Linked DNA regions of Mus musculus: regions 2, 3 and 4 are each linked to region 1. A link is a loop called in an ENCODE intact Hi-C map of the cell type or tissue named here. Cell type or tissue: heart. All regions are shown on one strand.

Evidence for each region. Peaks named below come from ENCODE experiments on the same cell type or tissue, not always from the same donor. Only the 100,000 strongest peaks of a DNase experiment are listed, where the experiment ranks them.
Region 2: a loop joins it to region 1, with 2.2 times the contacts of the local background. A loop is called at or near these places in 6 of 42 quality-filtered maps.
Region 3: a loop joins it to region 1, with 4 times the contacts of the local background. A loop is called at or near these places in 2 of 42 quality-filtered maps.
Region 4: a loop joins it to region 1, with 7 times the contacts of the local background. A loop is called at or near these places in 6 of 42 quality-filtered maps.

Annotation. Positions count from the first base shown.
Region 1 is chr15:82,162,382-82,170,381 of GRCm38, reverse strand. Srebf2 (sterol regulatory element binding factor 2) reads right to left here. Exons shown (of 19, transcript NM_033218.1): 2 at 228-644. Among named protein-coding and RNA genes, the nearest start is that of Srebf2, 19 kb to the right of the region's middle. In heart, no CTCF peak of the experiment used is centred here; a DNase peak (open chromatin) is centred at 4,891; H3K4me3 peaks cover 465 bases; H3K27ac peaks cover 4,151 bases.
Region 2 is chr15:82,072,590-82,080,589 of GRCm38, reverse strand. It overlaps Mei1 (meiotic double-stranded break formation protein 1), which reads right to left. Exons shown (of 31, transcript NM_028897.3): 3 at 7,701-7,751; 4 at 5,399-5,472; 5 at 2,885-2,990; 6 at 462-665. Among named protein-coding and RNA genes, the nearest start is that of Mei1, 6.5 kb to the right of the region's middle. In heart, no CTCF peak of the experiment used is centred here; no DNase peak of the experiment used is centred here; H3K27me3 peaks cover 1,022 bases.
Region 3 is chr15:82,232,019-82,240,018 of GRCm38, reverse strand. Cenpm (centromere protein M) reads left to right here. Exons shown (of 6, transcript NM_025639.4): 4 at 61-140; 5 at 635-726; 6 at 5,510-6,257. The coding sequence ends at 5,650. Among named protein-coding and RNA genes, the nearest start is that of Cenpm, 8.7 kb to the left of the region's middle. In heart, no CTCF peak of the experiment used is centred here; DNase peaks (open chromatin) are centred at 3,228 and 7,908; H3K27ac peaks cover 1,085 bases; H3K27me3 peaks cover 699 bases.
Region 4 is chr15:82,062,381-82,070,380 of GRCm38, reverse strand. 4930407I10Rik (RIKEN cDNA 4930407I10 gene) reads right to left here. Exons shown (of 2, transcript NM_001166475.1): 2 at 3,843-8,000. The coding sequence ends at 3,939. Mei1 (meiotic double-stranded break formation protein 1) reads right to left here and starts at 264. Exons shown (of 31, transcript NM_028897.3): 1 at 77-264. The coding sequence starts at 235. In heart, a CTCF peak has its summit at 4,667 (motif pointing left); a DNase peak (open chromatin) is centred at 4,680; H3K4me3 peaks cover 396 bases; H3K27me3 peaks cover 6,950 bases.

The DNA of each region.
Region 1 (8,000 bases):
GACAACCTGGCCTTTCCCAGGTTTGGACTTGGAAGTAGGTCTAAGAGACATTAAAGCCTTTGAGAAAGGAGATACATCCCTGCACCATTCTGCCAATGATCACAAACTTGTCCAGACAGGACCAGACTAAAGTCTTCTCCCGCTCAGGGAGGCTAGGTCTGCAGTGTCTGTCTGCACACTGGCACGGAGGCTCCGGAAGCCACCAAGTGCCCTGACTTCTGCGTCACCTTGAAAGCTGGTCGCTGCGTTCTGGTATATCAAAGGCTGCTGGATGATCCTCGTCTGCGGAGCGGTGCTGAACGTCGGGGTGATCATCACCGTCTGCTGCTGCAGCTGAGCTGGAGGTTGGGGCTGGGGCTGGGGTCGCGGCTGGAGAACAGGGGTTGCCCTTGGTGGGGTAGGAGAGACTTTGACCTGCAGGGCCGGAGCCTGAGGGGAGGCAGCTGAGGGAGAGAAGGTAGATAATGGGACCTGGCTGAATGACCGCTGTACTGCAGGGTCTGTGGCTCCACCATTGTTGCCTCTGCCACTGCTGTTGTTGCCACTGCCACCATTGCTGCCACCTCCAGGGAAGGAGCTACAAAGTTGCTCTGAAAACAAATCAGGGAACTCTCCCACTTGATTGCTGACAAACTGTAGCATCTCTGTGAACAACAAAAAAAAAAAAAAAAAAGAAAGAAAGAAAAAAGGAGTCATTCTTTTGCTACCCAAAATAGAAACATTTTGGTTTTGTCTTTTTGACACAGGGTTTTGTTATGTAGACTGGGTTGACCTGGTACTTAAAACAATCCTCCTAAAAAAAACAAAAAACAATCCTCCTGAGCCAGGCATGGTGGTGCCTGCCTTTGATCCCAGTTCTCCGGAGGCAGAGGCAGGTGTCTCTGTGTGAGTTCGAGGCCAGCCTGGTCTACAAGGCATAGGACAGCTCAGCTCTACAGAAAAACCCTGTCTCAAAACAAAACATACAGCAAACCTCCTGTTTCAGTCTCCTAAGCTCTGGGATTGTGTCTACTACAGTAGACCAAGGAACACAGGCATCTTTATTTGGTACTCCTCCCACCCCCAATGTTTCCCATGGAGTTGTATGTAATCTGTGGGCACAGAGAAGTAATCCTATGCCTAGAGTCTAGCCAGTATCCTTGACTAGCCAACAACTGAACTGAGAGCTAACTTCTCTCATTTGGCTCTTTAATAACCTCAACTTCAGGTTACTAATTTCTTGGTGATTTCTTTTGAGGTGCTGTGAAATTGAACTCGGGGCCTGACACATGCTAGGCATGTGTTCTCTATCACAGGGCTCCATTCTCAGCTCACAAATGTTAACTTTTAAACTTGATGAAGAAATTGATGCACTAGAGTTGGGAGTGACACAGTATTTATGGAAATGCACAGGGCTCTGGGCTCCACTCTAGGCACCATAAGCAATATTACCCAAAATAGGAAAATAGAGTGTATGACCATCCAATGTCTTGTCTTGTCTGAGACAGGTCTTACTAGATAGCCTTAGCTGACCCACAACTTGCATCAATCCTCCTGCCTCTGCCACCTGAGTGCTGAGATTACAGGTATAAGCCACCATGTCCAGCTTGCCAATGCTAAGACCATAGCAGAAATGGATCAGGATGGGTCTACACAACCCACAGGAAGCAGAGGGTGGGCTGTCACTGCCGGAAAGCTTTGGAGCGCAGTAACCTTGGCCACGAAGCAACCTCCACTCTCAGCCCTGCTCTCTGTGGCAGTGCCCCAACTCTGCTGGGCTGTAGCTGCACCAAACGTTAGTTCTTCCTAGCCCCTTTCATCCTCAATAGACACACTCTGGTCATCTCCTTCAACCAATCTGGGTATTCAATCAACATATCTCGGTATTGTGGGTGACCTGGGAAGCCCAGGGCATGGTGGCACATGCCTGTAATTCCAGCACTCGGGAGGCCGAGGCAGGAGCTCAGCTCCTGAGTTTGAGGCCAGCATAGAGTACACTCAGCAGTTCAGCTGTCAAGAACCTTTAGAGAAGAAAGGACGGAAAGTCCTGGAAAGAGCTAGAACACAGTGACACACACTGCCAGCACATAGCCCGGTTTAGATCCATTTTTCTGCCATACCATTTCGTTCACCTTCATTACCACAGAGCCCCGTTTGAAGGCAGAGGCAGAGAGATGTTGGTCCTGCACCAGGTTCCATGCTTTTCAGGGCCCTTGTGGATCTCTGGCTGTGTCTTTTCCCCACTGGGAAAGAAGTCTGTGGGGCCCCCTTGGAAACTATGCTCTCCTTTCTAGATCATATTCCAAGTGTCTGTAACCCCTGAATCCCTCTTCCCCTGAAGCCTCAAGCCTGGGAAGGCTTCCATACGCTCCACTAACTCCAGACACTCTTGTTTCTCATGACCGCTTCCTGTTCCTGGGGCGTACGTGTAAGATACTCTAAAAGGAAAGACGTGAACGCGTACCCATGAAATGAGTGATTATTCTTGAAAAGTGGTCGGGAATTCCAGAGGCTCTCTTAGCCTCTGATGCTCTCATTCAGACACCAAACAAACCACTGTGGCAAGAACAGCCCCCATGCCTGGCACAATGGCTCAGTGGGAAAAGACACTGGGCATGGCCTGACGACCTGAGTCTGAACCCCAGAAGCCACATGGAGGAAGGAAAGAACTGACTCTCACAAGGTGTCCTCTCACGTCCACACATGTGCCATGGAGTATGCACCCAACACAAAGTAAATAATATAAATAATAAGAATAAAGAGAGACCAGCCTTCCAAACCAAAAAGCACCGTCTCCATTCCTTCCCCCAAGTCCTCTTCCTCTGCCCCAGAAAGTCCCTTCCAAGTCTCTGAAAGTAGGGGAGGTGTCTGAGGAAGCCGAGTCGTATGTGGGGCAAGCAGCATGTTACTGGAGATTCCTAGTGCGGTCCAAACGGAGCAACTGGAGCTTAGCAATTCAATCGCCGTTCAACCAGCCAGGCATGTCAGCTCCACTTACAAACACCTCACTGCTCCAGTCTGATGTACGTACGTGGGAGGGCACAAGTCACAGACATGGCAAAGGTCAACTAAGGGCAAGTCCTTCTCCACACTTTAACTAAGAGCTGTCCTGAGTCTCAGAAGAAAACACAAATGAAACGCACACCTGGCGCACGAGCATAATACGAGATTATGGGAAACTTTAAGATGATTAGGAGAAATCTAGCAATTCTCCAGCCCTTCCCAAGTGCCATAAAACCAAAGGAAAGGGCAGTCCGAGGGAGGGCGCACAGGCTTGGGTTTGGTGCTGTTTGGGCCTGGGTCTCAGGAAGGCAGCTCCAGGAGCCGTGAGGACAGATTACTTCTCTCTCACCACAAAAGGCTGGCTGGGACATAAATACACACTTGATTCTTTGCTCTGAGGTGAAATAAGATAATTTATGCAAAACGCCAGCAAGGGGCGGGCCCTCAGGAAGCCCCTTGAGCACCCACTGCACACGCACTTGGGCCTGCTTAAAGTTTACTCCACCAAGCGCTCGCTCTCAAAGCTCTCAAAGCTCCCTTTGCTGGGGGGGGGGTGCAATACCGGCTGGTGTGCAAAGGTCACAGGGTTTTAGTTCACAAAGCAGGTTAAGAGCGTGTAGGCAGATGGAATGGAACGGCCGCTGCTTCTTTTTTTCTTTTCTTCTTAAAGTAAAATGCCTTTCAACGCTTACATAGAAAGTATCAGTGAAGCCAACTTCAGAAAGCTGAGCAGCAGGCCCTAACCAAGTGGTAAGGCAAGATGAGCGACTGTGGGAAGGAGCGCCATGCAGAGACACGCAGGGAGCTGAGGTGCAGGCTCCAGGAACAGTCATGCTCTGACTCCACCCTCCACCGCGTGAGAGCACAGAATGGCTCCCCACTCCGAGTTTTGTGTCAGGCAGTTACACGGGCTCTCATTTCCACAGAGAGCCATGAAGCCAGGGAAAGCAAGGCCTGGGAAAAGGTTTTATGAAGCTTTGAAAATGGAGTTTGTGTTCCAGCTGCAGTTCACAGAGCACGGGGGCAAAGAGGCTCCCCGGAAGTGGCCGGCACACCCAAGCACACCTCACTTCCTTCTCCACCGTTTCCCCAGCCTTAGCAGTCTCTAAAAGTTGAGGCTAAGTTGCTTGGGGCACCAAGAATCTACATTTGGGTTCTGCTTCTTTAAAAAAAAAGCAAAGAAACAAAACTAGAGGGAGGTTTTTAGCACCTGTGCATTTCAAATAGCTTCATGCCTCACAGAAACAGAAGTTCATGTATAGTCTACGGAGCTTATGACCTAGAGACGACAACATATCTTGGCTGCCTTAGCCAGGCAGCCTCTAGTGCACATCAAAGTATGATCAGAGCAAATTTGCATTGTTTTAATCTATGCCATTGAGTTTTTGCCGGCATACTTGTCTATCTCTATGTATGCAGGTGATACCAGAAACCCTGAACTAGAGTTACAGATTGTGTGGTTGGCTGAGAATTGAACCTGGGTCCTTTGGAAGTACGGCCAGGGCTCTCTGCCACTAATCCATCACTTCAGGCTCCTGATCAGATTAATTTTGATTAGGAGTACATCCAAAGCGCCCCAGATGGAGTAACAATGTGTTCAAATGACACAGTCAGCTAATAGTCCTATGGGTATTTGTTGTCTAGCCCAGAGAGGTAAGAGAAGAACTGGTTTACAGAGGTCATTACTCTGTTTAGGGGAGTGAGGGTGGGGTAGGATGAAGAGTTTAGCCAGGGTCTTACTGTATAACTTACCACATAACTCAGGGTTTACCATACTGCCAAAGCTGGTCTCCTCAGACCTTAGACTACAGTGAGTGACTGCACAGAGCAAAGGTCACTTATTCTTATTGTATGGGGGTTTTCCCTGAATGTGTCTGAGCACCACGTACATGCAGTACCCACAGAGGACAGAAGAGGGCGCTGGATCCCCTGGAGTTACAGACTGTTTTACTAGCTGCCATGTGGCTGGGGTGTCCTCTGCAAGCCCCACTACTTATTTTTTCAATACATATTTTATTAATTCGTTGAGACATTAGTACAATGTTATTCTTACACTTTATATTTATTATGAATGTTGTTAGATAATATGTTTTATTTTTGAGTTATATTTATTTACGGGGCAGGGGGAGCTTGTGTATACCAAGGCACATGTATAAAGAGGTAGGGGTGAGTCAGTTTTCTCTTCCCGCCGTGTGTGCTCTAGTGATGGGACGCGGGCCATCAGCCTTGGTGACAAGTGCCTTTACCTGCTAAGGCATCTTGCCAGCTCTAGACAATTTTTAAAATCATGAAAGGAATAATATATTTATTATAAACAAATTTAGAAAATAGACCGGATGGTGGTGGTGCACACCTTTAATCCCAGTGCTTAGGAAGCAGAGGCCAGCCTGATCCGCAGTTTCACCATAGCCAGAGCTAGACAGAGAAACCCTGTCTTGAAAAAACAAGAGGAGGAGGAGGAGAAGGAGGAAGAAGATGATAAGGAGGAGGAAGATGAGGAGATAGAAGAGGAGGAGAAGGAGAAGGAGGCGGTGGCCTGGTTCAGTGTGTAAGAGTGTTTGCTCTGTGAATATGAGAACCTGAGTTCAAATCCCCAGCACTCATACAAAAAGCCGGGCGTGGCTGAGTGTGCTTATGACTCACAGCTGACCCCCAGTTCAGTAAGTTACTCTATAACTTACCATATAACTTGGCGTTTACCATGCCGCCAAGGCTACATGCTTTGCTCTGGCTTCCACTATCAGCACATTCACATGCCTACACCCCACCCCCAAGAGAAAAAGCACACAAGAAACCTAGAGCAACTCAATGTGGCCTCCTAGTTCTCTCTGTCCGGCTCTCTCCTCCTTTCCCAGGCACCCAGAAGGCACCTCTGCAGTTCGGGGTGGGAGGGGTGGGGAGGGGGGGTGGGGAGGGAATGAAGTACTGACTTCTCCAGTCTCCATAGCCCAAGGCTGGAGCCCGTTCAACTGTCTCACCCAGAAGAGCTATTTTCAATAGGACTTTCCACAGGTTTTCTTCTCTGCCACAGGTTCACCCTAAGACTGACTGTTTCAAAGCTTCTCTCTATGGCACCTTATCACTCCACCCCACACCCTGTTTTCAATTCAACTAGTCTTCTGTCAGACACCAATCACCATCTGACCTGCACAGCCATTGTTCAAACAAGACGCCTGGAACTAGAGTTACAAATGGTTGTGCGCTGCCTCCTAGTGCAGGCCACTGAACGCAGGCCCTCTACAGACCAGCAAGTGCTCTGAACTGCTGAGCCACCTGCCAGCTACAAACCACATTTCAGCCCTTCTTGCAAATTGTTCTCTCTTTATTTAAGAAGCGTGAACATCTGTCTGTCCAGCTTATGTGGGTGCTCCAGGGGACCAGTTAGATTCCCCCTTGAGCTCAAGTTAGTTACAGATGGTTGTAGGTGCTTGGAACTGAATTTTGGTCCTCTGAGCCATTTCTCGGCCCTGCCCAGTCCTGAGCCCTCCAACACCCACAGCTTTCTTTCACTTCCCACTCACCTAGCCTTCAAAGATACCCACTTCTCTTTCTGCACCAGTTTGGGGTTGGTGAGTCATTCTCAGAGTAAGACCACCATGTCCTTTCTGCTAAGATCACCTTTATTCTTTCTCTATGCTGGCTCACCATCCTACTTAAAGGCTTTCGCCAAGGACTCGACACCTCTCGTCCAGCTATCTGAGAGCTCCTGAACACAAGGTTCCATTTAGAAGAACCTAGGCTGGAGATAGCTTAGCGGTATAGCAGCTGACTAACACCCAGAGTCCCAGGTTCCACAAGCAGAAGACATCAGAGCCAGCTGTGATGACCCATGTGCACCATTCCGGCATTCAAGAGGCTGAGGCACACAGCAGCAACCAACGAGGGCTGGAGAGATGCCTCAGTGGCTGAGCACACAGGCTGCTTGCTCTTTCAAAGGATGTTTCCTGGGTCTGATTCGCAGCACCTACATGGTGGCTCATAACCTGCAACTCCAGTCTCAAGATGTACCCGCCTCTGTGGGTAACAGGTATGGACACGGTGCACACACATACATGCAGTGCACTTATATGCAGGAAAAACACTCATACCCATAAAATAAATCTCTTGTTTAAAAGTTAAAGGAATAAAGGAGGGCCAGCAAGATGGCCTGGTGAATGAGGAAGTCTGTCACAAAGCCTGGTGACCTGAGCTGATCCTTGGAATGCCTGTGGTGGAGGGGAGAACTGACCCGTGTCCCCCCACATACAGAAATCATTTAAATAATTTTTAAAAAGCCATTACACTATTCATGTCTAAAAGAAAATTGTATTTTCTATTTAGAAATCATATGTATGCTTTATTTAAATTTATAGAAGGTGATTACAACTGGCCCTGTTAATTTATATTACTTTTATGTGGCTAACATAACAGTAACATGTGACACCCCCGTTCTTGGTGTGTGTAGGGTACTGAGATCCAGTCTCATGGACCCCAGGCTCTTTCTGAACTCCTTATGGAGCTGAAGAGGACCCTGAAGGCTCCCGTCCCACCTCCTGAGTACAAACATTACACACATGTGTCACCACGCCTGGCTTCTAGCCATTTATTTTCTGTTTGTTTGTTTGGTTGGTTTTATCTGTTTTCTTTTTTTGAGATAGGGTGTCTCTGTTACTGTATCTGGCTGTCCTAGAACCTACTCCGTAGACCAGGCTGGCCTCAAACTCAGAGTTCCTCCTGCCTCTGCTTCCTGGGTGCTGGGATTAAAGGTGTGTACTACCACCGCTGATTTCCAAACATGTCTTTATTTTGCATTTATATAAATCACAACTTGGGAGAAAAATACCATACAGACCCGGAGTGACAGTAAAGGCGAAATGAAAGTGTGTTAGAAGGGATTTGGAAAATCGGCCACACACTGCTTTCAGTGTCAGTGGACGAGATCTGGGCACGGAGCTCAGTAAGCTCTAAGGTTCTGTCTTCACCACCATAAAAGCAACCACCAACCCCTCCCCAAAGCTAACTGAACAGTAAGCACGTAA
Region 2 (8,000 bases), 90 kb after region 1:
GATGATAAAATACAGCTCACGACTCAGAAGCCTCCACCATGCTGTGAGCATTCACGTAAGGAGCAAAGCAAGAGACCTGAAGCTCCTAAAATCCTTCAACAGCCAGGCATGGTGGCACTGGTCTGGAAGACAGGGCTAAAGGCAAGCCTAGGTTATATACTGAGACACACACACACACACACACACACACACACACACACACACACACACAAGCAGGGAACCCAGACTTTACCCTGGAGGCCAGAAGAGGTCAGATTTTTCTGACTAGAGAAGAGACTCTATAGGAGAAAACAATTCACATTGGCAGCAAATTCAGGCAGCAAAGACCCAAAGCAAAAAGACTTCTATTTCCTCCATCTTCTCCTCCCAATGACAGGAGGGCCTTTGGCTCTCTCCAGTGCAGCAAACCTCTGCCCCGCCTGCAACAGCCAGTCCCTTTACTCTCTAACACACTGTCTTACCCAAGCAGTTGATCTGTAGGTCCTTTGTCTGGGCGCTGTCCAAGGTGGAAAGGAAGAGGGCACACAGCTTCTCCCGGAAATGGCCGGAAAGCATCTCAGCGGCCGTGGGCGAGGAGTAGAGCTTCCCATAGAGGTAACAGATGGAAGCCTGTACCCCCTCATTGGGGTAAACCAAGCCCCTCAACAGATGTTCCATCAAGTTGCCTGTTCAGAAAACAACCAAAGCCAGGCGTGGTGGCGCACGCCTTTAATCCCAGCACTCGGGAGGCAGAGGCAGGCAGATTTCTGAGTTCGAGACCAGCCTGGTCTACAAAGTGAGTTCCAGGTCAGCCAGGGCTACACAGAGAAACCCTGTCTCAAAAAAAAAAAAAAAAAAAAGAAAGAAAGAAAGAAAGAAAGAAAGAAAGAGAGGGAGGGAGAAGAGGAGAGGAAGAGAGGAGAGGAGAGGACAGGAGAGCAAGAGAGGAGAGGAGAGGAGAGGAGAGGAGAGGAGAGGAGAGGAGAGGAGAGGAGAGGAGAGGAGAGGAGAGGAGAGGAGAGGAGAGGAGAGGAGAGGAGAGGAGAGGAGCAAGAAGTCTTTTACTGTTTGTTTGGTTGGTTGGTTGGTTGGCTTTGGTCTTCTTGGCCCCCCACCCCCACCCCCAAATCAGGGTTTCTCTCAAACACAGAATCTACCTGCCGCTGCTTCCCGAGTTAAGTTTTATTTTTAATGTGTCTGTGGGTGGGTTTGTGCGTGTGAATGCAGATGGCAGGTGCCCATGAAGGACAGAAGAGGGTGCCAGATACAGAGCCACAGGCAGTTGTGGATACTAGGAACTGAACGTCAGTCCTCTTAGCCATCAAACCATCTCTCAGCAACAAACAAGAAATGTTACATGAGTTACCATATAAAACTCCAAACTTGGCCCTAGAGAAATGGCTCAGTGCAAAGAGCACTTACTGCTCTTGCAGAAGACCTGGGTTCAGGTCTCAGCACACATATCAAGGTGCTCACAACCACCTTATAACTCCAGCTCCCAGGGATATGACGCTCCCTCAGGCCTTTTTGAGCACCTGTATATTCATGCAGGCATGTATATAAACAAATCGTTACATAGATACGTTTCTTTTAGAAAAATAAAAATCCAAATTGTCATCTCAGTGAGATAGTAGTGAATTCCCAAATCACCTACAAGAAATGTTTCCTAAAGACCAAAAGAGAAAGTCAAAACTTAAAGGATAGACAGGCAGTGGTAGTGTATACTGTTAATACCAGCACGTGGGAGGCAGAGGCAGGTAAATCTCTGAGTTTGAGGCCAGCCTGGACTACAGAGAAAGTTCCAGATTAGCCAGGGCTACAGAGAGAAACCCTGTCTTAAAAACAAACAAACAGGGCTGGAGAGATGGCTCAGTGGTTAAGAGCACTGACTGCTCTTCCAAAGGTCCTGAGTTCAAATCCCAGCAACCACATGGTGGCTCACAACCATCTGTAGTGAGATCTGATGCCCTCTTCTGGTATGTCTGAAGACAGCTACAGTGTACTTATAATAGTAAATAAATCTTTTTTTAAAAAAGTATGAAACAAAAAACAAAAAACAAAACAAACAAACAAAACAAAAAAAAAGTTAACAGTCAATCCTCTGGGATTTACATTTCACTGATTTTTTTGATTTTTTTCTTTTTTTTTTAAAAGATTTATTTATTTATTATATGTAAGTACACTGTAGCTGTCTTCAGACACACCAGAAGAGAGCCTCAGATCTTGTTACAGATGGTTGTGAGCCACCATGTGGTTGCTGGAACTTGAACACTGGACCTTTGGAAGAGCAGTCGGGTGCTCTTACCCACTGAGCCATCTCACCAGCCCGATTTTTTTATTTTTTAAAGTGCTTCGAGGTTTGTGAAACCTTGCTGATCCAGGAAAGAAGTTTGCCTGAAAACCTAACAACCTGAGTTTGATCTCTGGATCCCACAAGGTGGCAGGAGATTGTTCTCTGAACTCCACAAACTCTCTGTGGCTTGCACCACACACCTGCACACATACAAACACTCTAAATTACATATATAAGATGCAAAGGTGCTCTGTGTCCCAGAGTTAATTCGTCTTTTCACCCAAAAGGAAGGCCGCGGTAAGCCCTTAACCCATTTATATTAAAGGGGAGGAAAGAGCCACACATGGCAGTATACGCCTCTAATTCCTGTACTCAGTATACTGAGGGAAAACTGTGAGTTCCAGGCCAGGCTGGACTATGTAGTGAGACCCTGTCTCAACAAAACAACAACGACAATGACAATGACAACGAAAAGCCCAAGACCAGAGGCAGCTTGTAGGTTGGAGGCACGTTCTGCAAATCTGAAGAAGAGTTAAATTGACTAGGACGCCCAGGTGGCAATGTGACCAAAGCTGGAAAGGGTAGGAGCCACCCCCTCCACAGGAAACTCACCGTGCTCCATTACAAGCTCGTCCGCCAAACCAGGAATGGTGTCCACCAGCTTGCCCAGGAGAGTCGTGGTGGCCAGGCTGCCTCCCATGGAGCGCAGGTTACACAGCTACAGGAAGTGAACATGTGCCCAGTCAGGATCACAGCTGCCCTCTCTCCCGTGCAGATCTCGCCCTACCCAGGTAGCACCTGTTATGCATGTCTGTCACCGCAGGTAGCCTTAACTAAGTCGCCCTCTCCTCCATTCACCTGGGAACTGCTGGGGTAAGGGAGCAAGCCAGCTTCCTCTCTATGGCCTCAGGTCCTAGCTTAGTACATGGCTGTTACACGGTGTTCATAGTAGCATATTGTGATTGGGGCGTAGCTTGATGGTTGAGCATGTGCCTAGCATGTTTGAGATCCTATGTTCAACCTACACACACACACACACACACACACACACACACACACACACACACACAGCATGTGTTGCCTCTCTAAGAACTAGACACTGGAGGATAAAAGTTGGAACCCTCACAAAGATAAACTACTGATTCTAAATGTATATACATATATATTTTAGCTACCACTATTGAATATTAACTTTGTGTGGATGGAGTGCTTGGGTTTGAACACAAGGCCTCCCTCTGTCTCTGAACTGCACCCTCAGCCTGATGGGTGAATGTCACATGGTTTGAATAAACATAATTTTGCTGATTATGTTAAATGTGAATCTTTTCACTGGTTTTTTGAGATCTCATCTTGCCCAGGCTAGCCTAAATTCTCTACATAGCTGAGGCTGGGGACTATAGGTTGCACCACCATGCTCAGCTCTTATTGTTACACTCTCCGTGGGACAAGAACTATGTTTTGTGATTTACAGGAAGAGTGGCCTTCTCTACTGCATAGACTCTTCCGGTGGAAAATAAGAACACCACTCCCTTACGTTTGTTGATGAGCCTGGATAAGGTATTGTACATCAGCCAGACTTGGCACTGCACGCCTTTGATCCCAACACTCAGGAGGCAGTTTTTAATGTTGTCAGTCTTCTGTGCTGTTCCTGTAAGTTTGCTATTAAAATATATTAAACTATAAAAAAGGGGGGGGCTGAGAGATGGCTCAGTGGTAATGAGCACTGGCTGCTCTTTCAAGAGACCCATGTTTGTTTCTCAGCACCCACATGGCAGCTCACAACCATCTAGAGCTCTAGCTCCAGGGGATCCAACACTGTCCTCTGAGGGCAGCAGGCATGCATGCGCTACACAGACATGCATGCAGACAAAAAAAAAAACCCATATGCATAAAATAAAATTTTAATTTAAATGTAAAGAGATGTTTCATATAAGCTGGGTATAATGCTAGTCTTTGAAACGTTGAGGCAAGAGAATCAAAAGCTTAGTGCCTGGACTATGTATGGAGACCCTATCTCAAAAAGAAAAAAAGAAAAAGAAAAAGATGTTGCATGCAAATCACCTCACAGCCTGTAATATCGAGCAAGTGATCGAAAAGGTTAATGGCAGCATCGTTGTGGATAGCTAATATAATCAGAAATTTAATCTATTAATCACATATAAAATAATTATATGATAATTTAAATACAATGTATAAATATTGCTCTTAATTAGATTAATGTGAACATGTGTCTTCCTAAATAAATATTATAAAATAAATTAAAATAAATAAAAAATGATCCTAAGCTGGGCATGGGGACATGCACCTTTGATCCCACATTCAAGAGGCAGAGGTGGGCAGATCTCCATGAGTTCTAGGCCAGTCAAGCTACATCTCCAAAACAAAAAGTGGTTCTGATATTATTCCTCAATCTTAGGCATAATACAAAAGATGGTTTAACTGGCTTTTAACATAATAAAGAGAGCATGTTATACACACTGTACACCATTGACTTCAGATACTAATACCAAGTCATACACACAACTCAGAACCAAGCAAAAATACCAAATCCAGACAGGAATCTTTTTCCTTTATAAATTCATCAAAGAAATATGCTCTGGGGCTGGCGAGATGGCTCAGCGGTTAAGAGCACTGACTGCTCTTCTGAAGGTCCTGAGTTCAAATCCCAGCAACCACATGGTGGCTCACAGTCATCCGTAATGAGATCTGACGCCCTCTTCTGGAGTGTCTGAAGTCAGCTACTTACATATAACAAATAAATAAATCTTGAAAGGAAGAAAGAAAGAAAGAAAGAAAGAAAGAAAGAAAGAAAGAAAGAAAGAAAGAAAGAAAGAGAGAGAAAGAAAGAGCCGTGTAAATAGGAAGTCCCCGAGAATGGGCCATGGGATGGTTACACCGGGAAGATGAGGCTTTGTGCACAGAAGCAGAACTCGGGTCTCTGAAAGTGGACATTGTACAGTGTACAGTGTGCTAGAACCTCAGAACCGTACAGATTCTGTCACCAACGGTGGGACCTTCAGCAACTCTCTAGAGTTTAATTTTCCATCTATGCAAAGAGGACCAGCTTAGCTCTGACAGAATCGGGGGGTTCTGAGGGGTCTCGGAACCCCTCAGCTATACGCTCACCTCTCTGTGGCACTCATTCATTAGGCAACGGATGGTCTGTTCCATATTCGGCTGAGTAGTGAGCTGGACAAGGACTGAGAGATGCAACAGCATTACAACCCGGAAGACAACCGCACACCTACTCAAACTACCAGCATGGCAGTAATTTGCTTCTTGCAAATAATCTCTCTCCCTCATTAAAGTACATGTACCCATCTTCATTGTTTTATATTAGCATCTCAGGCTACACCCTGGAATCACTGAGGCTTTAAAGAGCTTCAAAAACATACTAATACGGGACTGAGGCATAGTTACGGGGGAGTGACTGCTTATCATGCTTCATATCCTGGATTCAACCCCCAAGGCCACAGAAAAAGAAGGAAGGAAGGAAAAAAAGAAAGAGAGGGAGGGAGGGAGGGAGGGAGGGAGGGAGGGAGGGAGGGAGGGAGGAAGGAAGGAAGGAAGGAAAGAAAGAAGGAAGAAAGAGAGATGAAAAATGTTAATATTTCAAGTCCCATTCTAGACCAATTAAATAAGCATCTCTAAGCCTGAGTATCTTTATTTTTTATTTATTTATTGTTTGCTTTGAGACAAGGTCTGATGTAGTCCAGGCTGGCCTTGAACCCATTATGTAGGCGAGTTTGATCTTGAGCCCTTGGTCTGCCTGGTTCTACCTCCTCATATTCTGGAATTAGAGGCATGTATTACCACATCTGGGCCCACATACTTTATGTGAACAATTCTTAAATATGAAAAATGTAGGCATATATACGTATATCAAAGTATATTTTATTTAAATTTTCTTATACATGTATATATATGTACTAATTTATATGTTTGCATTTTAAAACATTTTATATATATTTGTGTGTATGCGCGCGCGCATGCGTGTAGGGTAACCTTTGAGTCAGTTATCTTCCTCCATTACGTGAGTCCTAGGAATTGAACTCAGGGTATTAGACTTTGATAGCACCTGTCCTTACTCTCTGGGTCATCTCACTGCCCCCCCTCCCCCCAAAAAAAAACATTTTTCTTAATATAAGATGTGAGTATATTGCTGAAGTTCTCTTAGTACAGCTACTATGAAGCCAGGGTTTGGGGCTGGTGAGATGGCTCAGTGGGTAGGAGTACTTGACTGCTCTTCCGAAGGTCCTGAGTTCAAGTCCCAGCAATCACAGGGTGGCTCACAACCACCCATAATGAGATCTGGTGCCCTCTTCTGGTGTGTCTGAAGTCAGCTGCAGTGTACTTATGTATAATAACAAATCTTAAAGAAGGGTTTCTCTGTATAGCCCTGGCTGTCCTGGAATTCACTTTGTAGACCAGGCTGGCCTCGAACTCAGAAATCCGCCTGCCTCTGCCTCCCGAGTGCTGGGATTAAAGGCATGAGCCACCACGTCCAGCTTCTTCTAAAATTTTAAATGGTTGTGAATCATTACTAGGTGCTGGAACTGATCCCAAATTCTCTGCATGGGCGATATGTGCACTTAATCCCTAAGCTATCGCTCCAGCCCAGTTTCTTTATCTGTTGGCTTCAGACTTGGTAGGTAGCCAAGATTGGCCTTGAACTCCTGATACTTCTGCCTCCACCTCCCAAATCCTGAGATTATAGCCGTGAGCACCACACATGGCTCAAAAACAAAAAGTGTTTGTTGACAATGCCTTGTTTGTTTGTTTCTAAAGATTTGTTTATTTATTTATTGTATATAAGCACACTGTTGCTGTCTTCAGACACACCATAAGAGGACATCGGATCCCATTACTGATGGTTGTGAGCCACCACATGGGTGCTGGGAATTGAACTCAGGACCTCTGGAAAAACAGTCAGTGTTCTTAATCACTAAGCCATCTCTCCAGGCACCTTTCTTTTCCTTTTTAAAGACAGGGTCTCTCTATGTATTCCTGGCTGTCCTGAAACTCAATATGTAGACCAGGCTGGCCTCAAACTCACAGACATCCTCCTGCCTCTGCAACAGAATGCTGGGATTCACGGCACACACCTCTATGCCCAGCCCGTCATCCACTTCTCTGTAAAAGCGCTCATCTACCCTCACTAATTTACCAACCAGTCTCCTCTGCAGACTGTGAATTCTTAGTGAGCCTGGCCACATCCTAGCATCGACATACCTCTAATGCTTAATGCAGTACTTAGCAAAGAGGTGATGCCTGAGAAAAAACAGAATCAGTTATCAACTCATTGAGTTCCCTCCTACGTTCCTAAGTGAGCAATTTCAGTAGCCACTCAGTAGCCAGGGCTACAATTCAGGCTAATAGTCCCCAGTTTGAATGGTAGGTATACACAGCTTCAGGAGGAACACCTTACCTTCAATACAGAGGTCTGCCATACTCCCATCTTCCACACTGTTTAACAGTCCTTGGAGCAGAGGGAGGCAAGAATAGGATGATTAGCAGTGCGGTCTCAGTGCATACAGTTTTACAAAGGCAATGATAATTCTAAGCCCAGCCGTTTTAAACAATGCCCTTGCTCAGTTCTGATCTCAACCACACCTAGAGTCCTCAGTGTCCAGTCTAACTCTTAAATGATGACAGTCCGAGTTCGCGGCAAGCAGACTGTATGCCCTGGAGTCTGTGACCCATCTAGGGTTAACAATACATTTGGCAG
Region 3 (8,000 bases), 70 kb before region 1:
TATAGAGACTGCGTCTTTCTGTCTTATGGTTGTTTTCTTGCCTGGCTTCTCCTGTCCCAGTCTCCAGAAAGTGGAGGAGTTTCTGCAGCACGTGGACAGCAGCTTCTTCCTGGGGAAAGTGTGCTTCCTTGTCACAGGGGGTAAGTTTGGCCCCTTCTTGTTACACCCCACCTAGCTAGAGTGGTCGTACTTATGGACCCTTGAGGAGGTAGCCTGCAGAGAGGTTCTCCTTACCTGACTACTGACTTTTTAAAAATTTAGTTTTGTTGGTTTTTTGGAGTGTTTTGTTTTGTTTTGTTTTTTGTAATTTTATGTACATGGGTTTTTTTGTTTTTTTGTTTGTTTTTTTTTGGTCTGAGGACACCAGAAAATGGTATGGGGTCCTCTAGAACTGTAGTTATAGACAGTTGCAGGTGGTTCTGAGCCACCATGGGTGCTGGGACTCAAACTCGGGTCCTCTGGAAGAACAGTAAGTGCTATTAACTGCTGAGCCATGTCTCCAGCCCCAGTTAAGAATGTACTTTTGAAGGTGGCCAGTGATGGTGCACACCCTTAATCGCAGCCCTTGGGAGACAGCTGCAGGTCGATCTCGGGCGGGTATAGCCTCAAGTGTGTGTGCCTGGCTTCTTTGCAGCGGGACAGGAAAGCCACTGCAGCGTCCACCAGAACACAGTTATAAAACTGGCCCACACCTACCGAAGCCCGCTGCTCCTCTGTGATTTACAGGTGAGAACCCTGCTCATTGAGGCCATGCTATAGTTCAGTACAAAGAAAGGGCGGTGAACAGACAGTGAGCATATCAGGACTGCTTCCTGAACGGTCCCCAAGTCTCCAATTGAGATGACACCTGATATGGAAGGAGCCATGTAATTGTGATTTGAGGCTTAGCTCAAGTCTTGTGGTGTGCTTGGAAGTCCCTGTTAATATCCCACTCTCCTGCTGGAAGGTAAGTTCTTAGGAGATACGGTGTTGTGTCTGTCTCATTAACCAGCGTATCCCGGTGTCTTCCCTGCAGTCAGAGTGCCTGACCTTGTCTATAGTGTCAGGTAGTGTCACAGGACAGGTCACACAGCAAGTAATAGGGGCGTTTGTTAGATGGGCAGTTATGTCGCTGGGTGTATTGCTTCCATTCTAATCCATTAAGCTTCTGTAAGTGTGCTCACCAGTGAGCCCTGGCTGGCCATAGAAGGCTGGTATGCGTTTTCTCTATATTGTCTTTTTCTACTCACTTTTTATCCCGCTCACTACCCCTCCTCCCAGTCACCCCCTCTCCCATTCTCTTTAATTTTTATTTTGTGTATGTGTTGTGAACACAGTGTAATGGATCATGTACCTGCTCATACCCAGAAGCCAGAGAAGGATATCGGGTGGCCTTTATCTCCATCTGCCTGGTTCCCTTGAGCAGGGTCGTCACTGAACATGGAGCTAGACTGATTGCGAGCAAGCCCCAGCAATCCTCCTGCCTGCCTCTGCTGCTCCCTTCCCTCCACAGCAGTAGAGTTACTGGCACGCACAGCCACACCCAGCATTTGACATGTGTGCTAGGGTCTGGATACATGCTTATACAGCAAGCACACTTACCCACGGAGCCCCAGAAGTGCACACTCCGCTGACACGTGTTGTTATCCTACAGGAGTTAATGTACACTCCCTGGGAGGATTACTGAAGGTTCTCTGGGCCTGAGCTGTCCTACCCACGGACCTGACTTCCTCAGTTGCTCCAAGGGATCTTTTTGTTGGTTTCAAGGTTTGAACAGTTAGATCCTGGATCTGGCACCTTTCCCCAAGGATAGAACTCCACACATTCTGTGCTCTGGAGTTTCCTGTTATGGGGTCTCTGGTCTGTGCCAGTGATGGCAGACTTCAGGTGATCCATAAACTTAGATGGGAAGTAGAACTTAGCCCCTCCCTGAAGCCAGTCTTAGCTACTTTGTGAGTTCTTTTCCTACCCTTTATTCTCCCATCAGTACATAGAAAGAAGGCTAGAGGGGAGAAAGGGGTATAGAGATCTCTGAATCCAATTTCTTTAACCAATCTCCCTTAACAACCGACACCACCCACCCCTGCTCCTCAGGCCTCTAGCATTTACATACCTTCTGAAAAGTTCCCAGAATTCCAAACGTCACACAATCTCAGAAACTGTCTGCAGCTGGCAAAACCACGCCTCTGGTAGAGCACAGGGAAATCACAGTCAGCTGCTGTGGACGCCCGCAGCAGTGCCACACCACTACACCTGGGATCAAGACAAAAACACATTCTTATAGTTCTATCCTTTCTTTCTTTCTCTTTCTTTCTTTCTTTCTTTCTTTCTTTCTTTCTTTCTTTCTTTCTTTCTTTCTTCCTTCCTTCCTTCCTTCCTTCCTTCCTTCCTTCCTTCCTTCCTTTCTTTCTTTCTTTCTTTTTTAAGAAACCCAAAACTCCAGAATTATCTCACACACACAGAGAACCATACTAACGTGTGACCTAAGTTGAGCTGAATTAGCCAAGGGAGTCGTAGGAAGAGCTAAGTCAGCAGTCACCAGCAGACAGTGCTGCTTGGGCGGGATGGTAGCTTACTGGTGGGGAGCGTTTGCTGTTCTTACAGAGGACCTGAGTTTGGTTTTCAGCATCACGTAACAGCTCACCATTGTCTACAACTCTAGATCTGATACGCTTTGCTTTTCTATCCTTCTCTGGAACCAGGCGCGCGCATGGTGCATGGATATACATGCAGGCAGAGCACCCGTACACATAAGGTACTGATGCCTTGGCTTGCAGTTAGGGCCAGCCTCATCACTACTGTGTTCTGGTTGCTACACTGCCCCCTACATCACCCTGATACCAAAGCACTGATCAAGGTTTATATTCCATTCATCTGTCTTACTCACAGTTGGTTTTAGAATCCCTGACTAGCTCCAAGCTCTGCTTTCAAAGGTGGCACCCAGTGATCCCAGCACACCGGAAGTGTCTCCCTTGCCAGGTTTTCCTCATAACAAAGCTCTGAGGAAACGCTCCAGGAAGACTCAGCTTGTTCAGTCACACCGCTGTAAGTTAGGCCAGCCCGTTAGTCTGCAGCCGTTTTCCCATTGTGGCCTGCTTTCTGTGAGCCACCTGGCACCCACTCCTCAGTAGTTTTATTTTTTTCTGAAGAGTCATCTTTGCTCCATAACCAAGGTGGTGGCTATGGCGTGCCTGCTAACCTGGATGACAGGTGCTGCTGCAGTTTCCCATATGGCCACAAGGTGGCAGGCCACACCAGCTTTTGAGTTTTCATGGGGCTCGAGGACTGGAATAGGGCAGAGATGTGGCTCAGCAGCTAAGGGCACTGCTCACAGCCTGAGTTCTGTCCCTGGGACCTGTATGAAGGAAGGAGAGAGTGGAGTCTTTGCAAGTTGTCCTTTGACCTTCGTGCGTGGGTGGGTTTCTCTGTATAGCTTTGGCTGTCCTGGAACTCACTCTGTAGACCAGGCTGTCTTCCAATTCAGAGGTCCTCCTGTCTCTGCTGGGGTTAAAGGTCACCACTGGCCAGCCTTTTCCCTCCCCTCCCTATTTAATGTAATTTTTAAAAGAAAGAAAGGAAATTCCTGGGCCGGGTGTGTAGAGGGGAGAAGAGACTCCTGTGTGTTTCTAGTTGGCAGCAGGGCTTCCGATCCCTGCGCAGAGGCAGGCCTCCATCCCTCAGATGAAGAGCCCATCTTTAGACCAGCGGTCCCTGCAGGCCTCTGAGGAGCCTTCTCAGGGCATACACTTTGTCTTACCAAGTTGGAACCTCTACATATTTGGAGGCCTTTGTGTAGCAAGAGTTGCTAGTTGTCTTTTGTAGGAGGGAAATACTCTAGGGCAGTGGTTCTCCACCTGTGTCTCCTGCCTACCTGATATTTATATTCTCATGTAGACAGTAGCAAAATTACAGTTATGAAGTAGCAGTGAAGTCAGTTTATGGTTGGGGGGGGGGGGTGGCAGCATTAGGATGGCTGGGACCCACTGCTCTAAAGAGGTGTGTGATTTCCCCAGTGTCAGTTGTCTACCAACAGGCCCTGTGCTACTGCTTGGCACACAAGTCCAGCAAACACTGGCCCAGTCTTGTCAGAATCTAGCCCGGCAGAGTATGTCTTCCCATATGACATGGGCAGTCCTGGCTGTTGTGGTCAGAATGGGCGGGGCATGTCTGCACGGGGCTTGAGTGACAGGAGGCAGCCGTGGCACTCAGGCTAAAGCAGCCGGAGGTTGAGGAGTCAGACGTTTGAAGAGGGTGACTGAAAATACCTCACCTGCACAGTGTGCCTCAGTACCCGCTGTAGGCATTAGAGGCACCGCACAGAACAAAACGGTATATACATATATACATCCTGACTGTGCTCTCGGCAGGAACACAAACAGGCCACTTGTGCTTGTTTGTTTGTAAAGTAAGAGAGAGTGACTCAGATGGGAGCTAAGGCTGTGGCTTCGTGGGCAGAATGGATACCAAGGCAGGAAAGAGCTCGTGTCTCGGCAGTGGACATGGTGCAGTCTGCAGAAGAGTGCTGTCAGGAGCAGAAAGTGCAGAGACCTAGAGCTTGCTGGTGTGTCTAGGGGCCTTTTGAGAGGCCGGGCAGGAGTAGCTGAGTTCTGGAGTGGGTTGTGGGGAGGGGGAGCAATGGAAAATGTTAGCAGTGATGGCCAGGTCCTGGAGTCGGTAAAGACTCTGGCTCTTACTTGGAATGAAACTGGAACTGCTGAAGTTTGGAGCCTAGGAGACATGTGGCTTTGCTCTGGCTGTGAGAGAGATGAAGAGAGAGAGAAGGGCAGAAACGACGACAAGGTTTAGAGATTTTTTTCTGGAAGGGTTGAGTGGCCTGGAGTCATTGGTGTCCAGGGGAGAGTGACACGGAGTGGCCCATAGTCCTTGCTGTTTCCTGGACATTGAACAGAAAGTGCTGGCGGACAGATGTGAGGTGACAGGAAGACGAGTAAGGGACAACTGAGGTTTCCGGCATGACAGCTGGTAGCTGGTAGCATGGCGCTGCCTGTAGAGATGAAGCAGGGTTGCAGGGAGTCAGTGACAGGCTGACAGTGCCCTGGGGCCGCTAATGGAGCGCCGTTTGCTTTTCCGAAAATGTCTGCAAGTGTCTCTTACTTGCCCAGAACTCACTGGTTCAGGGCCCGGACAGCTTCACCCCCAGCTACCCTGGGCCCTCCACCCCAATAAAGGGGTTACCTGTAGGTGACACATCCTGTCCATCCTCTTCTGTCCCTGTGGCTTCCTGCAGTGGCTGGAACTAGCAGTGGTTGAGGTCCAACCTGGGCAGTGACTTCTCTGTGACCCTGTGCTTGACAGTGTCCTTGGCCTTAGCAGTCTTGCTCGTCAAGTCCCCCATTTCCTCTTGATTGGGGCTCAGTGTCTCTGGGTTTGAAGAGTGAGGTAGGAAGCTGCCCGATGTGACCTTAAGGTACCCCTGCTTCTCGTCCTCCAGCTCCACCTGAGAAGCTTCTCAGAGTGTGTCCACCGGGCCAGCCACCCCCTCACTGCTGTTCTTTGCTCTTCCCTGAAGGTGGAAAGCTTTCGTGCAGCCATGGCGCGGCGTCTGGTGCGCATTCTGCAGATCTGCGCTGGCCATGTGCCAGGCGTCTCCGCGCTGAACCTGATGTCCTTGCTGCGGAGCCCCGAGAACCCCCCATCCAAGGAGCTGTGAGCATTACTGCCCTCCACACGTTTGCTGCCAGTTCCAAAAGCAGCCACTGTTGGTGAAGACCAGTCAGGGCCTGACAGGCCCAGAGGCAGCCTGCTCACTGCAGGACTGAGCTCCACCAGGGAGGTCTGCTGGGCAGGAGTCGGGAGAGAGCCCAGCGAGACCCCAGCAGCCTCCCGTTTCTCGTCTCACCCCACAGAGGTCCCATCTGCACCTGTCTAACATCATAATCCACCTAAGATTTTGGAACAAAGAGCCATGGCTTTAAAAAAAAAAAAAGAAAGGAAGGAAGGAAATGTGTTGTAGATGCAGAAACTGACTCAGTACAATTGCGGGGGCAAAGTGTGGCTTCCAGGAGCCCAGGGAAAATGTCAGGTCCAGGCCCTGCGTTTCTTACAGCCCGGCTGTTGTATTCTGGTGCCTGTTTTTCCTCGTGTAAGTGGAGCTGGTTCTACTCACATTGAGAGGGCTGAAGGAAATGGCAGGTGGCTTGCTGCCCAAGACCACATTGCTCCCTACAACTTGTTGGTCTCTCTTGTAGATCACACACAGTGTCATGCCTCACACTGTAACAGCAAGCTACCAATCACATTAAAAAAAAAAAAAAAAAAGCAATCCAGGCAGTGGTGGCGCACGCCTTTAATCCCAGCACTCGGGAGGCAGAGGCAGGCGGATTTCTGAGTTCGAGGCCAGCCTGGTCTACAGAGAGTTCCAGGACAGCCAGGGCTACACAGAGAGACCTTGTCTCGAAAAAAACAAAAACAAAACAAAACAGACTGAGCTATTGGGTTTCTCTGTGTAGCCCTGGCTGTCCTGGAACTCAGGCTGTAGACTAAGCTGGCCTCGAACTCAGAGATCCACCGACCATTGCCTCTCGAGTGCTGGGATCACAGGCATGTGCCACCCCTGCCCCGCAGTGACTGAGCTGATTTGTAAAGCCACTCTCACATCAGGAATGACAGCTGCAAGGTCGGAGTGTGAGAAGTGACAAGCTGACTGTGGCATTGCACACTGGATCCAAAGAGAAGGTTGTAAAAGAGCTGGGTTGGTCCTGTCAGCCCCGTCAAAGTCCCCAATTCTTCAGAAGGTGGCTTAACACACGGGACCTGGGGGTGCTGTTGAGGGAGCAGGGGAGCCAAGTCCTGAGCTCACCGCACTCGGATGACGCAAAGACCATAGCTCCTTCCAGAACATCCCAAGGCCCTGCCCTACTGTGAAGTTAGGGTCAGTCTTACCTCTCTGGGTTTGGGTTTGGTTTTGGTTTTTTCTTCAAGACAGGATTTCTCCATGTAGCCCTGACTCTCCTGGACCAGGCTGTCCTTGAACTCAAGAGATCCACCTGCCTCTACCTCTTGAGTGCTAGGACTAAAGGCATGCGCTACCACACCTAGCCTGAAGTACCTTTCTGTCTTGAAGGTAGCCCCCCCTGCATCCCAGTTTTGTAGGTTCCCTTGAGGCCACACACGTCACCTGACACTTGCAGAGTGCTTCACGCTTCACAGGGCTGTGCTCTCGCAGTGGCAGCTCCTGTCACCCTCCCAGCAGGCCTACAGGCTTCATGAGAGCCAAAGGTGTGCCCTTTGGGGCACAGCCTGCATTGCCCTGAGCTCTGTGTGGTCCAAGAGATGGAAACACAGGGGTTTATGCCTGAGGAAGCAGCAGTCCTGTGAGCTGAAAAACCTCCCTCACTGCAGACTGCCAAGGTGCTCTGTCAGTACCACAGGTCTGACTCAGGCGACCCTGACAAGACATTCAGTCATTGGGGAGTGGGAGGGGGGACAGCACAGGTGGATCCAGAAATAGGGGGAAGGCTGCAAGCAAATGAGAACATGTGCACTGTCCCTAGAGATGGACTGGAAGGCCAGCCTTCTCTTAGGGACTAACATTGTTCCCAGACCACAGTACCCTGGGTCCTAAAGTGGGGTCGGGAGAGGCGGTGCTGCTGGAGCAACATCTGAGCTAAAGAAAGCATGGGGACACTGTTATGTCACCTGCTGACAACAGGAAGCTGCTCTCCTCTTAACCCGCTCTGCTAGTGTGATGTGCACATCTCCGCCTCAGGTCCCTGTGCCACATTTTCTTTGCCACCTGGTGCCATTTAACAAGAGAAATGGCATCACATTCTCCAGCGAGGGCCTGGGAGCCTTCCAGGCGCTGGGGAGCTTCAGGCTGTCGCTGCTGCCAGCTCCCTGCCAAGCTTGGCAGGGACCGTGGAACTAGAGGCACCTCTCTGGGGTTTGGGCTGGCCTGCTGCTGATGCACAGCAGAGCTGAGTGACACTTAAATGGCAGGCAGGTGCCCTCAGACCTTACCAAAGACATCGGGGAGCAGTTGCTCCTGGCAGTATGTCTGA
Region 4 (8,000 bases), 100 kb after region 1:
GAAGCTGGCTTGCTGAGGAGGGTGAGGGAAATAGCCACACCAGGTCCTTGAGGAGGAGGGAGGGTTTAGGTCGCACCGACACTCCGGGCTCCGGCAGCAGTTCCAACGCGCAGGCCATGCAGACGTGAGGGGACACGGGCAGCAGCCAGCGCGGATCGTGCCGGTGATGGGTCCTCTCCAGGAGCAGCGCCGCTTCTTCATCTCTCCCAAACGCGGGATGGTCAGCAGCCGTCATCTGCCCCGCAGCCACCTCCTCGCCTCCCCGGCTCTGCAGCGCAGGTTTTCCCGCGCCGCTTCTGCGCAAGCGCAGTCGGAAGAGCGCTCCGAGCGCACGTGGAGGAGCGCGAGCCTCCTGCGCCCCGACGACGCGCGGGCGAGCAGCCACTGCAAGGCAAAGTGTTGGAGGCTAGAACTGTGGATTGTGTGCAACTAAACCCAAAAGGACTGTGCGTGGACCTCATCAGGAATGTGTGCTCAAAGCGTTTATAAAGTAGTTGTCAGATTTGATAAAGAAAAAAAATAAATGTTGCTATTATTTGCTTTTTTGTTTTCACTAAATTTTTTATGTATGAGTGTTAACCTGTGTGTATGTATGTACACCACGTGAGTGCCTGGTGTCTGCAGAGGTCAGAAGAGGGAGTCAGATCCCCTGGAGCTAGCGTTGGGGAGGCTTAGAGTCACCATTTGGGTGCTGGGAACTAAAACCAAATCCTCTGCAAGAACAAACCTCTGAGCCATCTCTCCCTTCTGTTTATTTTGAGTTAGGTTCTAGCTAGGCGTGGTGGCACATGCCTTTAATCCCAGCACTTGGGAGGAAGAGGCTGAGTTTGAGGCCAGCCTGGTCTACAGAGTGAGTTCCAGGACAGCCAGGGCTACACAGAGAAACCCTGTCTCAAAAAAAGGGGGGGGGTAGATTCTGATGTAGTTCAGGCTGGTCTCAAACAAGATATGCCGCTGAGGATGACTTAAATTCCTGATTCTCCCAAGACTGAGACAGGACTGCTCCATCATTTCCACTGTACCCCAACTGTTGGGAGTCAATAGTGCCCAAATCACATTCAAGGAGCCGGCGTGTTACACCAGGCACCAACACCAGAAGGTAGAGATCACTGGAAACTGTTTTACACGCTTACCACAGTGTAGAGGTAGAGAGATGCGTTATTATAGGAACATTCTGCAGGCGATGGTGGAAAAAACAAACAGAACACATATTAAAACTTAACTGGGTGACGGGATTTTGGGAGTTTTTTGGTTTTATCAGATAAACTGGGGTGCATCTTGCCTTCCTGTTGGGGTGCCTGGCACATGGCCAGCATGCCTGCTCGGGGGAGGCATACCGCAGTCTGTAACGACGGTCCTCGGCGGGATGGAGGATGATATCTGTGGTTCCCAGTCTCCTGTGTTCCTAGGCGCCACTGGGATACTGATGGGAATGGAGGTCCCTTATTCATGCTTCCCTTAGGGCATGCCAGGCAGGAACTGGAAGGCAGAGCCCAGGTCCGGGGTGGAACTCGGTTTGGCCCCAAGTGAGTTCAGGGAGAGTTGGGAGGAGCTGGGAGAGAGAAGGCCATCTCCAGGAGATTTCGGCTCTTTATGACAAGGCCTCCCTTCCACAGCAATCCCTGACGAAGAGATGGTTTGTTTCATCCTTGCTCAAACTGCCTTAATGGTGGATGTGAACGCGTTCACCCTATTCAAGGTGAACCAGGGATTAAACCCCTTTTCTGGGAAGGAATGCCCAGGAAGGGACCTATCCAGGTGACTTATAAGCTTGGAGCACTCCAGGTTTTTATGCTAAGAGACTAATGGCCATGGATTCAATAGGCTGTCTTGGTTACTTGTTCCAGAGCAGAGAGCAGGCAATGAGTGGCCTCATCCTTCTGGCTCTCAATTCCAAGATTTGTGGGGTTTGGGCTCACTCATCCTTACCAGTTCTTCTGTCTGGTGGCGCTGTCCACTTGCCCCACAGGTAGAGGACTCGGTGCACTTGAGAATGGCCTTGAATTCTTGAGCCTCACGACTCTACCTCCCAAATAGCTGAAATTACATTTTCTATGTGACCTTTGGTCAACACATATGGCTTTTATAAGGAATCAAGCGAGTAGAGGCTAAAGATAGCTCAGCGGTACAGCACTCGCTTAGCACTCACAAGGCAGAAGCGCCATAAGATTTCCTCTGAAGATTAACACTTAATTAGCTCCAGAATGCGCCCATAGTGAGCTAATACAACAAATTGTGGTGGGTGATATTATAGAACTGAGGCAGTGTGGATTGGATTTTCCATGAAGTTGGTTTATGGGCAGCAAAACTCCAAAACTGAACACCCCTTGCTTTCCCCACTTTCCAAAGACAGGGTCTCACTATGTAGTCCTGGCTGGCCTAGCATTCACTATGTAAGTCAGGCTGGCCTGGAACTCAGAGATCTGTTTCAGCTACTCCTACAGGTCATTCTGTCCCAGGTAGCAAGTGAGGTCTTGCTTAGCTAACAGGCAGCACAAGCAACTGCTTTAACTAAATCACTCAATAAATCATCAAGTCACTCAGGATTGGTCCTTTCTTACTCTCTACTGTAGTACCATGTGCTTATAGGAGTCCATAGAGGTCAGAAGAGGCATCAAGTGCCCCAGAACTAGTTACTGACAGCTGTGAGCTGCCTGATATAGACTATGCTGGCCTCGAACTCACAAAGATCTACTTGCCTCTGGGTACCCACTGCTGAAATTAAAGACATGCACCACCATTCCTGGCTCTGTGATTTTTTTTAATTTAATTAATTAATTAATTACTTATTTATTGCTTTTAAATAAATCCTTGATTCCAGTTGATACTGCCCATATATGGTATGGGGACATCCACTAGAGAATGCCTGACCTATCAGGAGCTACACCTTAAAGAAAACTGACTCGCCCCCTCCCATGGAAGTCATCAAGTACCCACAGCCCTTCAGGAACAGAGGGATCCAGGAATGCCTTCCCATCCCATGCTAGAATGTAGACTGGCTTGATCTTGCACAGCTCTTGTACAAGCAACCACAGCTGCTATGAGTCTATGAGTATAGTATCCTGTTGGGTCCAGAAAAACACCTTTCTCTCTGGTCCTCCTCAATTTTTGGTCTTACAATCTTTATGTCTCCTCTTGCTCAATGGTTTCTCAGCCTTTGAAAACCTCCCTTTTTGTAATAATGAGACTGGATAATAGTATATGTGATGGTGTGTATAAACTCACTCCAGGGAGTGGCACTATTAGAAGGTGTGGCCCTGTTAGAGTAGGTGTGTCACTGTGGATGTGGGCTTCAAGACCCTCATCCCAGCTGCTTGGAAGTCAGTATTCTGCTAGCAGCCTTCAGATGAAGATGTAGAACTCTCAGCTCCTCCTGCACCATGCCTGCCTGGATGCTGCCATGCTCCCACCTTGATGATAATGGACTGGACCTCTGAACCTGTAAGCCAGCCCCAATTAAATGTTGTCCTTTATAAGATTTGCATTGGCCATGGTGTCTGTTCCCAGCAGTAAAACTCTAAAACAGTGTGTCATGAAGAGCACTAACCAACCCTCCAAACAACTGGAGCTGAGTATCCTAGTTCAATCAGGATTAGTTTGGGAATCACGCAAGACAAAGGCATGGGAAAAAAAAAAAACAAACTGCAGTGTGATCTATCAAGAGGAGTTGGGAGCCTGGGAAAGGGGCTGAGAAGGTAAGGGTTGGTTGTAGATGAGATTGGATCGCCCTACATTCTGTTAACCTTCAAAACTACAGTGTAGAAGTGGCTATGCTGTCCACAGAGGACACAAATCCCAAAAGAGAACAATCAGACAACATACCAAAGGAATCTGCAATCCTGCAGGATCCAAATAACCAATTTTATTAGAGGCTCTGAGACTAAGCAGGTCCGTCGCATGCCTTCTCTGACGTGTCCTAAGGACTCTGAGCCTGTGGCCTACTTTTTAAGGCCATACTGTCTGAGAAAATATCTCAAGTGCCTCATAAAACCAAACTTTTGTGAGATGGCTGGATTGTGGGGTGTCCCCATTGAGTTTCCAGGGGTCTCATGTTCCTGGTAGCTCTCTATCCTAGAAACAGTTACTCCTGGTGGCCCCAGGTCCTTCTCTAAAGCAGTGGGGAATCGGCTGCAGTTCACGTCTGTATGTGGAGCCCCCACTTTGTTAAGTGGGGTAGGATTCCTCGGGGTGAGAAAGGGGGTTGAGTGCTGGGGCTTAGCCAGCTGTGTCGACCAAGCCATCTTGCTCCAGACGGTCATGCTCAGTCTGGCTGCCGCGGAGTGGATACTCCCTTTCAAGCTGGATGTATGTGCAGAGCTGGCTCGTTTTCTGTCCTCTGAGGGTCTCACACTTCCACTTTTTCCGCCCGTGGGGTGCAGATACTTGTTTGCGGGGAGCCCGGAGGCTTCCCTTGGTACGCGTTCCTTTTTCAGGTGGTTGCAGCCTCCTGGACTAGATGAGGCCTTCGCTCTGCTGGAAGTCTTCTCTTCTACATGGGAGACTCCAGACCTAACCATTTCTCTGCTTCTGCTGTTCTCAATGGAAAACTCTGGGACTCCTCCTGGGTTGTGCCAGCTCCTAGGCTCTACCGCTGGCCTAGGAATCTTGGGAGCAGGGATCTTGGCCTTAGGGGCCTCTTCCTGGATCTGTGGTTCTCTTGCTCCCCCTGGTGGTCTTATTCTCCTGGGTTTCTTAGGTGGAATAGAGCTGCCCGTTGGCTCAGGCTTGGTTGGTCTACGCTTCTCTACAGCCTGGACTTGGGTACAAAGTTTCGAACTTTTTTTTTCAAGAACTGGACGGCTTTGAGTCCCGACTGGAGACTCAAGACCTAACAGGGATGCCTGAGACTCACAATGTCGTTCCTGATGCCTTTGGCGTTCCCGGTTCGTGCGTGATCCAGGCAGCCTCCCTCCAGCCGGCGGCAAGGAGCAAGATTCTAAAAAGTGAAAAAGCAAGTACGACTCCAGGATGCGTCGAGGGAGGCCCCACCTCAGATGTGCAATCCTCCTCTTCATGAGCGATTCCAGGAGCAGATGCTTGCTCTTCTTGAGAGCTGGCCATTTGTGAAGGGTTTTGAGAGCTACTGGTACGCATGGTACAGCTGGGGCAGCTTGAGAGACTTGGGGACAGAGGAGAGAGGGAAAGACAGAGGATGCCTGAGACTGTGGATAGGGGTCCTGACAGGTCGGGCTGGAAGCCTTCCCTAGGTCCACCCTTTTGTCCCTTTCTTGTCTTCTTTGAGATCCAGGTTGGGCCTTCTGGGTTCTTTCACTGACTTCACGCCTGTGCTTCCAGGCAGCAGCTCTGCCCTGGCAACTTAGATGTTCTTCAGAACCGGGAGCAGAGTCGACACCATTTCCAGCCATTGGTTGCTTGTGTCCGGGGGTTCCATATCCGGAAGTGAGAGAAGCCAGCTGAGCCGAGCTGCACTTCTGCCTTGTGGGCCCCACTTTCCCAGAAGAGTCATTTGGGGGACTGGGCCTGACAGCATCCTTCCTGCCAACCCGGCCCTTGTCTCCTCTCCCCGATGGATGAGACAGTTTAGAGCCCTCAGCTCTGCGTTTTCTCTGGACCCCGACATCCTGGATTTCTGTAGCAGTGTCTCTACGCTTGCCCTGGTTTCTTTGCCCCGGTGTCTGACTCTTTTCATCCGTTTCACACACAGACTGTCTTTGGTCCTCTCCCACAGAGGCTCGGGTGTCTGAGCCATCGTCTCCCGTGAAACATAGTGGGTTTCTCTTCCCTTGTTTTTGAATGTCGGCATCATTCCCATCTCTAAAGTTCTCCTGATTCTTCCACTCTAACTGGTAGGTCTTTCCATCAACTTCACCTAACCTTAGTCTCTGATCCTTTCTCCTGGGCCGCTGCAGCTTTCTACAATCCTCTCCTGCACCCTCTCCCCAGTTTTTCTTCTCCGCTGCCCCATTTCCTGAAGTGCTCTCGCCTTTAGCCTGTTCCCCGATCCCTCCAGCTTCAGCCAGCTGTCCCTGGCTCTCGCTCTCAGGTCTCTGGGTCTTTATGTCATTATTTCCGGGTTCTGTCTTGTTTCTCTGCTCCGGGGCCCGAGCTTCTGTTGCATCCTCGCTGCCCATCTCCTTCTGGTTCTCTAATTCGGATGAATGGGTGTTTGTACCCACATCACCTAACGGGCTCTGGCTTTCTTCCACGGCTGCCTTGGTCTCTGTACCTTCCTCCCCTCCGGCTCCTCTCACGATTCTCATTCCTTCTGTGCCGTCCTCACCCTCAGCCTCCTCAGCTTCCTCGTACCCTGTCCCGTGGGTCATATCACCTTTCTTGCTTGTTAGCTCCGCCCAGTTCCCTGTCTCAGATGTCTGGTTATTTATATGATCGTTGCCTCTAACCTGTTTCTGATTCTTCCGTTTTGGTCCGTGAATCATTTTATGGGATTCATTTCCTAACTGACCCTGGTTTTCTTCCCCAAGTTTCTGGGTCTGTGCTCCATCTGTGCCGTTAGCCCCTCTCAGGTTTCTCTTCCCTTGTGCCAGAGCATACATTCCATTTTCCTCTTCAGTCTTTTCCTCATCCTGGCTCGGTACTATGCAAGTCTCCATGTCAGGTTCACTGGATCGAGCCTGCTCCTCTGCCTCGGGTGTCACCTGGTTTGCTGCATCAGCATCTCCACCCTCTCTTTGGTCACTTTCCAGTGTCGAGATGTCTACAGTATATTCTCCTCTGACCTGGCTCTGGTCTCTGCAGCATGGTCCTCTTTTCACTGCGATCAGCCTGAGACTCTGGCTGCCCCAGCATGGCGCCTGGATCACCACCCAGTCCTCTTCTCTTACCTCTCTGAGCTTCTTCAAGCCCAGTTCAACTTCCTGTCTTGACAGATTCTGGTTCTCTCCCTTAGATGCTTGGATCTTCCAGTCGTTCTCACTGCTGCTCTGTCCTCCACGCTCCCCAGCTGGAGTCTGGACGTCATTCTCAGTTCTAATGCATCTCTGTTTCTCCCACCCCAGGGCCTGGGTCTTTTCATTGTCCTGTTGTTTGAATTCTCCTGGATTCTCCCTTCCAGATGTCTCGATTTTCACACCATCTCCACTTCCGATCTGATCCTTGTTCCTTCCTTCCTCCACCTCAGTTTCTGTACCAGTATTGCCTCCAAACTGGTCTCGTGTCCCCCACTTTAGCCCTTGGGAATTCTCAGCAGCCTTACTTCCCGTCCAGTCCTGAGTTTCCAATCCTTGGGCCTCGACCTCAGCCTCTTCCTTCCCTCTGGCTTCTTTCTCATTCTTCCCCAGTGTTGGAGTCTCCACAGCATCCTCCTGGTCGACCCACGCTGGTATCTGAGTTGCTATGTCAGTTTTACATCTGAACTCTTCTTGGTTCTCTCCTATGTGAGACTGGGGAGAAGAGCTCTCCTCTCCAGGCTCCCTCTGGGCTTTCCTCTGTAGTTTCTCAGTTTGTTCTCTCACTGCAGTCCTCACCTGGGTTTGCCTCTCCCACTCTGACACTGAGATCTCGCCATCAGTGTCCCTTCTTTCTTGCCTCTGGTCTCTGTACCCCAGGGCTTTAGCCTGTTCCTCCTCCTCCACTCCAGAGTCTATTGGGCAGAAGGCTCTAGATGCTCGTATCTCCTGAGCATCTTCCCTCCTGCTCTTTCTCTTGTTTAGATATTGCAGAGTAGCTTCACTGCATTCTCTGCCTACTGTCTTGGTTTGACTCCATGGTCCTAAGGGACCTTGTGGGTGCTCCAAGCACTCCTTGGTGGACATTTCCAATTGTTGGTTAAGAGGACTGGGTAGAAACTCTCTGAGGCAGACGTTTGGACTCTGAGCTGGAGGGAAGTTTGGAAGAGAGAAGGCTAAAGTTGTGGAGGTGTACCTCAGGCTAACAGGCTCTGCTGGCACCAACGTATGAGAAGGATCCAGCAGCTGCTCCGTTCTTTGGCATATAGCCAGGGATGGGTGGGCCTGGCTATCTCTGGGGTACCAGGGTAACTGCCATGCTTCCCAAGAACTGTCCTGAGGGAGAAGACAAGT